2 separate regions of the Homo sapiens genome follow, and region 2 is linked to region 1. A link is an interaction called in ENCODE POLR2A ChIA-PET data of the cell type or tissue named here. Cell type or tissue: HCT116. All regions are shown on one strand.

Region 1 (5,000 bases):
ACACAACAGATGGTTGGGTCTTATCTTTTTATTCAGTTTGTCATTCTGTGTCTTTTAAGTGAGGCGTTTAGCCCATTTATATTCAAAGTTAGTACTGATATATGTGATTTTGATCCTGTCATTGTGGTGTTAGCTGGCTGCTATGTAGACCTGATTGTATAATTGCTTTTCAGTGTCTGTGGGCTATGTGCTTAAGTGTGTGTTTGTTGTAGTGGTATCATTCTTTTGATTCCAAGTTTAGTACTCCCAGAAGGACCTCTTATAAGGCTGGTCTATTTGAAACACATTCCCTCAGCATTTGCTTGTCTGAGAAGGATTTTGTTTCTCCTTCACTTATAAAGCTTAGTTTGCTGGGATATGAAATTCTTGGTTGAAATTTATTTAAGGATGCTGAATATAGGCCCCAAATCTCTTTTAGCTTGTAGGGTTTGTGCTCACAGGCCTGCTGCTAATGGGGTTGTCTAGCCTGATTGGGTTCTCTCTGTATATGACTTGACCATTCTCTCTAGCTGCCTTTAAGATTTTTTCTTTTACATTGACCTTGGTGAATCTGATGAGTACATGCCTTGGGGATGGTCGTCTCATATAGTATCTAACCAGGGTTCTCTGTATTTCCTGGATTTGCATATCAATTTTTGTAGTGAGATTAGGGAAATTTTCATGGACTATATCCTCAAATATATTTTCCAAGTTGCTTATTCTCTCTCCTTCTCTCTTAAAAATGCCAATGAATAGTAGATTTGGTCTCTCTCTCTCTTTTTTTTTTTTTTTTTGAGACAGAGTCTTGCTCTGTCTCCCAGGCTGGAGTGCAATGGCACAATCTCGGCTCACTGCAACCTCTGCCTTCCAGGTTCAAGCGATTCTCCTGCCTCAACTTCCCAAGTAGCTGGGACTACAGGTGCCCACCACTACGCCTGGCTAATTTTTGTATTTTTAGTAAAGACAGGGTTTCACTATGTTGGCCAGGTTGGTCTCGAACTCCTGACCTCATGATCCGCCCGCCTCGGCCTCCCAAAATGCTGGGATTATAGGCGTGAGCCACCGTGTCCAGCCTAGATTTGGTCTCTTAACATAATCCCACATTTCTTGGAGGTTTTGTTCATTGTTTTAAATTTTTTCTTTATTTTTGTCTGAATGAGTTGATTTGAAGAACCAGTCTTTGAGCTCTGAGAGTCTTTCCTCCTCTTGGTCTATTCTGTTGTTCATACTTGTATTGTATTATGAAATTCTTGTAGTAAACTTAGCAGCTCTAGAAATTCAGTTTGGTTCTTTCTTAAAATGACTATTTCATCTTTCAGCTCTTGGATCATTTTGCTAGATTCCTTGGATTGGGTTTCAATTTTCTCCTGAATCTCAATGCACTTCGTTGACATCCAGATTCTCAATTCTGTGTCTGTCATTGCAGTCATTTTGGAATGGTTAAGAACCATTGTTGGGAAACTAGTGGACTTGTCTGGAGGTAAGGGGACACTGGCTTTTTCAACTGCGAGAGTTCTTGTGTTGATTCTTTATGTGTGGGTGAATTCTTGCACTTGGTTTCACAGGTGTATATATTAGCAGGATAATTTTTGTTTTTGCAGTTTGAGCTGCGATCCAGTAGATGGTGCTTAAGAGTAATGGCCAGTAGCTAGGCAAATATCCAGCCACATAGATCTTTTGTACTTTCTTGCATTCTCAGGTGTGCTCTGTGGTGTGGGAGGGGAGGAGATGGCTCCCTCACCAGGTCTGCTTCTGAGCCTTGGGGGTGCCCCCTCCAGTCACTGGCACTGTGCCTGCATTTTCTTTTGTTAGGTGTTCCGGGCCATGGGGCCCCCTCAGGCAGAGGCTGGAGCAGGGAGATATGCCGCACACTTTCCGGACCAGCCCTGTGGAGGGAGGCACACCCTGCTCCTACCCTAGTTCTCAGTCCTCTGATGGTGGGGGCTCCTCCCCTGCTCAAGTGTTGGTCTTAGATCTTGGCTCCATACTCCTAAGCTACATGCCACAGCCCTGGAAGTACCAGGAAGTCCCACAGCTCAGGGTGGGGTTATGGCTGTGCTGGGGTTTCTGATGTGCTCCTGAGTCACTGGGAAAATACTCAGGTGGAACAATGCACTCTGGCTGGGCTGCAAAGGGGGTGCTGTGTACACGCTCCTGCAAGGCAGCTAGGAATGGGCCTTCGCAGGAGCCAGTGAGCAGGAGGGCTTGCAGATATGCCCCAGTCTTACGGGGAAGTTAGCCCCGATCTTTCTTTTTTTCTTTTTTTTTTTTTTTTTTTTTTTTTTGAGATGGAGTCTCACTCTGTAGCCCAAGCTGGAGTGTAGTGGCGGGATCTCAGCTCACTGCAACCTTCGCCTCTGGGGCTCAAGTGGTTCTCCTGCCTCAGCCTCCCAAATACCTGGGACTACAGGGGCGCACCACCACACAGTTAATTTTTTTGTATTTTTAATAGAGACAGGGTTTCACCATGTTGCCCTGGGTGGTCTCGAACTCCTGAGCTCAGGTGATCCACCCACCTCGGCCTCCCAAAGTGCTGAGATTACAGGAGTGAGGCACTGCACCTGGCCCAGCCCCGATCTTTCTTAGGTTGGAGGTTACCTGGGGCCAGCACCTCCTAGAGGAAGATGAGGAGCCCTGGAGGGTGGGTGTCTATGGCTAATCTCTGCCAGAGCTGACCAGCACACAAAAGCTCCTGGGCTCCATGCCGACCACACTCCTGTCTGTCTTGCTCCCTAGAAAGATTCCCCTGCTGGCCAGGCACAGTGGCTCACGCCTGTAATCCCAGCACTATGGGAGGCCAAGGCAGGCGGATGGCCTGAGGTCGGAAGTTCGAGACCAGCCTGGCCAGTATGGTGAAACCCAGTCTCTACTAAAAATACAAAAATTAGCCGGGCATGGTGGCAGGTGCCTGTAATCCCAGCTACTCAGGAAGCTGAGGCAGGAAATCACTTGAATTCGGGAGGTGGAGGTTGCAGTGAGCCGAGATTACACCACTGCACTCCAGCCTGGGCAACAGAGCGAGACTCCATCTCAAAAAAAAAAAAATAAAAAGAAAAAAAAAAGAAAGATTACCCTGCCAGCTCACATGTCCATGGAGGATAAAGGGTCCGCCGTAGCTAGGCTGGTCTGTGGCAAGAGTGAGCTATCCCTCATTTCCTTAATACACCCCTTTCCCAAAAGCTATTCAGGGCCAAGAACTAGCACCAGCATTCAGATACTCCACACAAGGTTCCCAGCTTCCTCCCTTTTCAGCCTTGGCTTCAGCATCTCCTCACCAGCCACTCTTGGCATTTTCTCTCCTAAGAGTTGCCCAAATTATGCTGACTTGATGATTTGGTCTCTCTCGGTAGAAGTGGCACTTCCAGGCCGCATTTAGTTAGCTATCTCATCCACTCTCTTGAGAGTTACTTTTAAAGGATATTAGTACAATTGTCATCCAGGAATCTAATATTACTTGAAATTTACCTGTTTTTAATTGATCCATTTCATTTGCTGAAGGACATGTATTAGAATTTTACAGAATCATAAAATTTCAGAGTTAAGGGAAATCTTGGACTTGGGGGTGGGGAGGATGGTAAAGAGGAACAGAGAGGATTCCAGTATTTATTGGACACCTACTATGACCTCCTCTTTACTAAAGTGGGATATCCCTGAAAATACTGTGAGGAGTAGGGGAATTTGGCTTCTCTGGAGAACGTTTGATAGTATACCTGTGCACACCAGGAAGCAGTGGTAGGCACAATTGGTCATAAATGAGAGGTAGCTTGAAGTTTCTTTTAGATTCTACCCTTATTCCTCAAATCTTCCTCTAGGACCTGATTCTCTCCCTCATTATCTTGCACTTGGTGGTAATCCCATACTGTACCCTAGTTTTTGCTCCCTAGGGCTCACTAATATCATCTTCTCCTACACCATGACCCTGTTCTCACCGGTTCCCAACTTTACTGAACTTTACCTGTATTGCTTCATTTCCTCAGATCCTCAAGTATCAATAAGCTCAATAAGTGCATCGAGTTCAAATCAGCCCATATGAAGTAAAGAGCATTTGAGGACACTGCTAGATTATATTCATTCATTAAAACTGTGGCATTTGGGAGACAATCTTCCATTTTGAGTGTAGTTTGGGAATTTTTAGAAATTTTGGCTCAGGTTAGGACAGGCGTGGTGGCTCACACCTGTAATCCTAGCACTTTGGGAGGCCAAGGCGGGTGGACTGCCTGAGCTCATGAGTTCGAAACCAGCCTGGGCAACATGGCGAAACCCTGTCTCTACTAAAATACAAAGAAATTAGCTGGGTGTGGCGGCGTGCACCTGTAGTCCCAGCTACTCGGGAGGCTGAGGCAGGAGAATTGCTTGAACCCGGCAGGTGGAGGGCAAGTTGCAGTGAGCTGAGATCGTGCCACTTGCACTCCAGCCTAGGCAACAGAGTGAGACTCTGTCTTGAAAAAAAAAAAAAGAAAGAAAGAAAAGAAAAAGAAATTTTGGCTCAGGTTTAAAAAAATTCCTCATAAACCAGAGCACAAATGAGGCCAGGTGTGGTAGCTCATGCCTGTAATCCCAGCACTTTGAGAGGCCAAGGTGGGAGGATCACTTGAGCCCAGGTGTTCAAGACCAGGCTGGGCAACTTGGCAAAACCCTGTCTCTACAAAAAATACAAAAAATTAGGCAGGCATGGTGGTATGCGCCTGTAGTCACAACTACCCAAGAAGCTGAAGTGGGAGCCCAGGAGCCAGGAGGCAAGGCTGCAGTGAGTTGTGATTGCACCACTGCACTCCAGCTTGGGTGACAGAGCGAGACCCTGTCTCAAAAAAAAACAAAGAAAGAAGAAGAAGAAGAAAGAAGAAGAGGAAGAAGAGGAAGAAGAAGGAAGAAGAAGAAAGAAGAAGAAGAAAGAAGAAAGAAGAAGAAGAACCACAAATACAAATGGCACTGTATGCTAGTGTTGCCACTAGAAAGACCACGTAGTTCCGTGGCAGGCAGTCAAGTAGAAATGACTAGTCCTAGTCCAGACACAACTTTCG
Region 2 (5,000 bases), 820 kb after region 1:
TAGCATTTGAAGGGTATATGAGAAAAAATATGTAGCATGTCCCCTTCTTTCAAAATGTTTTCTCTTACCCTATTCTTGTGCATTACACAAAAATTCTACTTTGGTGATGTTAAGTGGATCAGAGAGCCTAGGGAAGGCAGACTAAAATGCACACAAGGACCAAGTGACATGTGACAAAAGCATGCTGTTTAGGAATTTTCTTTTTTTTGCTGAATAAAAAACCTCTCATTTCAAAATGTATCTTGTAAACCAAAAACCACAAAGCTAAAAAAGGCATAAAGTAAAGCTCTAACCTTGAGAGAGAGTAGAGTTAAGAAACTGACAGTACAAGAAAGGCGAAAAGCAGAGTGCTGCAGAATGGAAAAAATAGTCCAAACTAGAAAAAACACAGAAAGGAAAGCAACATTCAAAAAAGGATTAGTCAAAGCTGCAAAAAATGCAGTACTAAAAAAACCAGATTAAAGAGAAAAGAGGTTATTTGAAAGATAAAACAATGCAAGTTTTCATTTTTAAAGTTAAAATTTTGGGTTAATAGATAAGATAGCAGTGATAAATTCCCATTTCAATGAATAATACTGGTATCTGACATAAATAGACAAACGTATCTATGATCTAGTGAATGAACTTCAGACAAATCTACTAAATTAAAAACTATACCTCATGCAACTTCAAGCATCTACTAACATAGACTTCAAACTTTTAATTTGCTTCAGAAATTTCTGTCATATCTAAAATTTGTGTTGGTAGGCAATTGAATAGGTTATAAAATGAAGAAGGCAGAAAAAAAAAAAGCAGTCTGCATAGGTGAAAGAAAGCATGAAACAACACAGTATTCCATAACTGAGGTACAGTTATATAGCAAAGAGCAAAAATGCATATTCAGTAACCTTTATCCTTCTGGGTGGCATCACTTTCAGCCTTTTCCACAACTTAAGGGACTCATGTCATACATCATAAGGAATCAAAAAATTCACAAAAAGGCCCCCCCCATAACTCACAAAGCAGATAATAAAATATTTATTTTATTACAAATAAGGACAAAAACTTCTATAAGTAACTCTCCATACCTGGTAGCTATAAATTCCATTTAGCTTACCAAAAAAATCCAATTTTCTTTCTTTCTTTCTTTCTTTCTTTTTTTAAGAGACAGGGTCTTGCTCTGTTGCCCCGGCTGGAGTGTAGCAGTTGGATCTTACTTAGCTCACTGCAACCTCAAACTCCTGGGTTCAAGTGATCCTCCTGCCTCAGCCTCCCGAGTAGCTAGAACTACAGGTACACGCCAACGCACCTGGCTAATTTTTTTGTTTTTGTTTTGTAGAGACAGGGTCTTGCTATGTTGCCCAGGAACTCCTGGCCTCAAGTGATCCTCCCACCTCGGACTCACAAAATACTGGGTTTACAGGTGTGAGCCACTGTGCTTGGTCCCAATTTGGTTTTTATTAATCTTTTTAAAATGGGATTTTTAAGAACCATGTGACAAAATTAATGCAAAACCCAAAATATTCTATGATATTTTAAAGAGCTCTCCTCATACCACACATTTGACAACTCTTATTACTGTATAACAACCCTGAAAAATCTCCACAGCCATGGTTATACTTTATAGGCCATAAGAGATTTAAAAATACAAAGTATTTATTTTTAAAGGCAAATAGCCACTATGGTATGCAAGTCCTTTCAAAGGTCTATTAAAGGCCAAGATATTGCAAATGCATCATACTAGGAAGGGTTTCTACATGAGGAGAGAAAAATCAAGGCATGACTAAAACAATGAAGTTTTGAAAATTCTCACTGCTGTCCAGAAACCAAAACTAGGTAAAACCCACTTCTAGCTGTTCAAATATGAAGTTCAGTGGTATACTCAGGAACAAAAGGTCACCTACAGCAAAAACCGCACAGATACATCCTCAACATAATGTTTTCCTTGGAGGCTTTTTTGATGTAAAATTGACACCAAGCAACCATCATATGCAAGATTCTGTTTTCAAATCTGTATCATTTTATGTAAGAGTGAATCATCAAGTGAAACACAATAATTTAATTTTTATAGCTTTCCTTTTATAATCTATTCATAAAACTTAATTCACAAATCCAGGAAAGGAAAAATAAGCCCACATTTTCCAATTTTAAGACTGGAAATATAGTTGTCATGTTTAATGAATGGGGTAAACAAGCTACTGGCCAAGGATGTTATACAAGGCACTCCAGCATATTTATAGGCACAAACTAAACCACAAACAGTATACTGTTCTGCTCTTAGCCAGATACATTTTCTCTTCTATTTCATCCAAATTGAATCTGTAATTCGACATAGTATTGTTCCTTTGAAATTAATACATTCAGGTTTCCTTTTAAGCTTTCTTACCTTTTGTAAACTGGCCCTGTCTGATGGTGGAATCATTTCAGGAGTAAGAACGTGAGGAGGATCAATGCCCTTGATTAACTTCTGACTGATTAAGTGAAAAGCCAAGGCAAACTGATCCTTTGAAAGCTTCCCACAGTCCTTTGTGTCGCATAATGACCTGCACAAATAAACAAAATGAATGGTATGTAAGTGCCACAACTGCAAAAAGTCCAGAGAAAAAGTACCACTATGCAGCTTTTTTAAAATAATGAGGTGAATTTAAAAAGACAGTCACACCAACTTGCAGGTTATTAAAAACTCACTCAACTGTTCGAAGAGGTAGATCAGCTAAGATGGTAAAAAGAGAATGTTCACCCTGGTGCTGAGCAGGAGCCTCTAATCTGGGTTTACACTTTGTGTTTTCTTACCAATTTTCAGAACCACTATACAGTAAAAGTTGTGGTGGGCCAAAGAATCCTAACATTCCTTACACCCAACATTTTTAACATTAAAAGATATTAAAGATAAAATCTAAGTCTCAACAAATTTGATTCACTGGTGGCATTAGAAGGATTCTAAAACAAGCACAATTTTGATATTGCTATGCCTCCTGCAACTCTTGGAGTAGGAGGATACAAGGATCACCAAGCCAAAGCAGAATAAACAGCTGCAAATGGAAATCACATGTGAGGAAAAGGCAGCAATCTGGAAAGCTTTACACAATCACTTGAAGAGAAACTGCAAAGGTTTTACTCTACTTTCTTTTTCTGTAATTAAAAAAAAAAAAAGCTCAGCTTTCTGAAATCCTGATCTGTTTAATGCACTGAAGGCCAGTAGGGCCTGATGAAAAGACTACATAAGTAAAAAGACTACATGTCACATAGATCTTAAATTCCAGCTTTTCTACTTATTTCTTCTTATAACCTTGGCTAAGTTTTTTAACCTCTCCAAATCTTAGTTTCCTCATCTATAAAGTGGAGATGATAACACCCATCTTGCGAAATTACTATGAGAATTAAAGACAGGATATATAAAAAGCTTAGGCATAACATTAAGCCCGTGACAACTGCCATTTATTGAGTATAGTGCCTACCCTAGGCACTCAATAGTGGCAGCTACTACTAGTTATGCATATTTAATCTTTCCCAGTCTTGGGTTCTTGTTTCTTTTAAGGCAGATCTACTTACTGTCTGCCTCCCTTCTTTTCTAAGTTTCTCTTTACAACCATGTGGCCCCACTTGTGACGTTTCTGCCTCTTGAAAACCTGAAGATAACCTCTGGTATCGTTAGGTGGATTGGCGGCAGACAAACTATAAAGCATTTTCATATACATTATCTCATTTTCTGTGAAATTCATTAAAGACACTAGGGTTTGCCTTTTCAAGGACCAAGTATGTTATTCCTATGTGAAGGTATGAAAGTATACATATACACTATAAAATTATGCAGGTATGCCTTGAAGATACTGTTTTTTACATTGTTTAAATTTCAGATATCTGGATTCTCTCTGAAAATTTTAAGTTTAATTGATATAAACAGAAGCTGGATTTTAACATTCTAATAACAATTAACTGACACTGTCATTCTTTTTTTTTTTTTTTTTGAGATGGAGTTTCATTCTTGTTGCCCAGGCTGGAGTGCAATGGCGTGATCTCAGCTCACTGCAACCTCCACCTCCCAGGTTCAAGCAATTCTCCTGCCTCACCCTCCCGAGTAGCTGGAACTACAGGCGCACACCACCATGTCTGGCTAATTTTTTGTGTTTTTAGTAGAGACAGCTTTTCACCATGTTGGCCAAGCTGGTCTCAAACTCCCGACCTCAGGTGATCCACCCACCTCGGCCTCCCAAAGTGCTGGGATTACAGGCGTGAGCCACCATGCCCAGCGGATGCTGTCAATCTTATAAAGCTTCAGGTAACCCATTCTCAAGCTTTTGTCCATTAGCCAGAAGAATTCTTCAGATTCTGATTTTCTCTATAAAAAATTCTGAAACAAAAACTGTCCTATTTACAAATGACTAAAAATCAAAATGCAGAAACTGGAATTGATACAAAACCATATTTTTAAAAAATCAATTCAAATAAAGTCTTACCATATATGGGCTAGTAAGGTAGAAGGTAAACCTGTTTTCAAGAATATTTCACGGACCTCCAATCCAGACACAAATCCGTCCATATCTTTATCAGTTTTCAGGAAGATTTCATCATATTTAGCTTTTTCTGCAGGGGATACAACCCACTACAGGGAGGAAAAAAAACAGTATTTCTGCCAAAATGAAACAAACTTTGAAGTGTCACTCTTTCAATCCATTACAATATCCATCACAAATTCTGAACAATTCTACCCTACTAACTCAGAGCAACAATGTATCACTTCCATATGACATCTCAATCAAAATGCTGTGGGGAAGAGAAAATAACAGAAGAAAATACAGGTCAGTTAGGACTTATCCATAGGTGCACATTTTTACTTTTTTTTAAGAAATGAGTAAATTCAAACATAGTTAACTCTTGACTAATGCCCACATTAATATAGGTAACTGAAAGTCTGTATAAACAAAATACTCAGATAATTCTCAATCTTTATTTTTTATAGTTTGACCCAGCAGTGTTAACCATAGCCAAACTGGCTGATTTGCATATCCTGTCATTATCTT

Evidence for each region. ChIA-PET counts read pairs that join two places held together with the same protein. Peaks named below come from ENCODE experiments on the same cell type or tissue, not always from the same donor. Only the 100,000 strongest peaks of a DNase experiment are listed, where the experiment ranks them.
Region 2: POLR2A ChIA-PET joins it to region 1 with 6 read pairs; 2 of 35 experiments call an interaction of 5 or more read pairs at or near these places.

What each region holds. Positions count from the first base shown.
Region 1 is chr1:50,619,154-50,624,153 of GRCh38, forward strand. All of the region lies in intron 8 of FAF1 (Fas associated factor 1), which reads right to left. Among named protein-coding and RNA genes, the nearest start is that of FAF1-AS1, 180 kb to the left of the region's middle. In HCT116, CTCF peaks have their summits at 1,599 (motif pointing right) and 1,804; DNase peaks (open chromatin) are centred at 1,678 and 2,038; H3K4me3 peaks cover 468 bases; H3K27ac peaks cover 733 bases.
Region 2 is chr1:51,442,524-51,447,523 of GRCh38, forward strand. It overlaps EPS15 (epidermal growth factor receptor pathway substrate 15), which reads right to left. Exons shown (of 25, transcript NM_001981.3): 10 at 4,437-4,582; 11 at 2,366-2,522. Among named protein-coding and RNA genes, the nearest start is that of EPS15-AS1, 73 kb to the right of the region's middle. In HCT116, no CTCF peak of the experiment used is centred here; no DNase peak of the experiment used is centred here.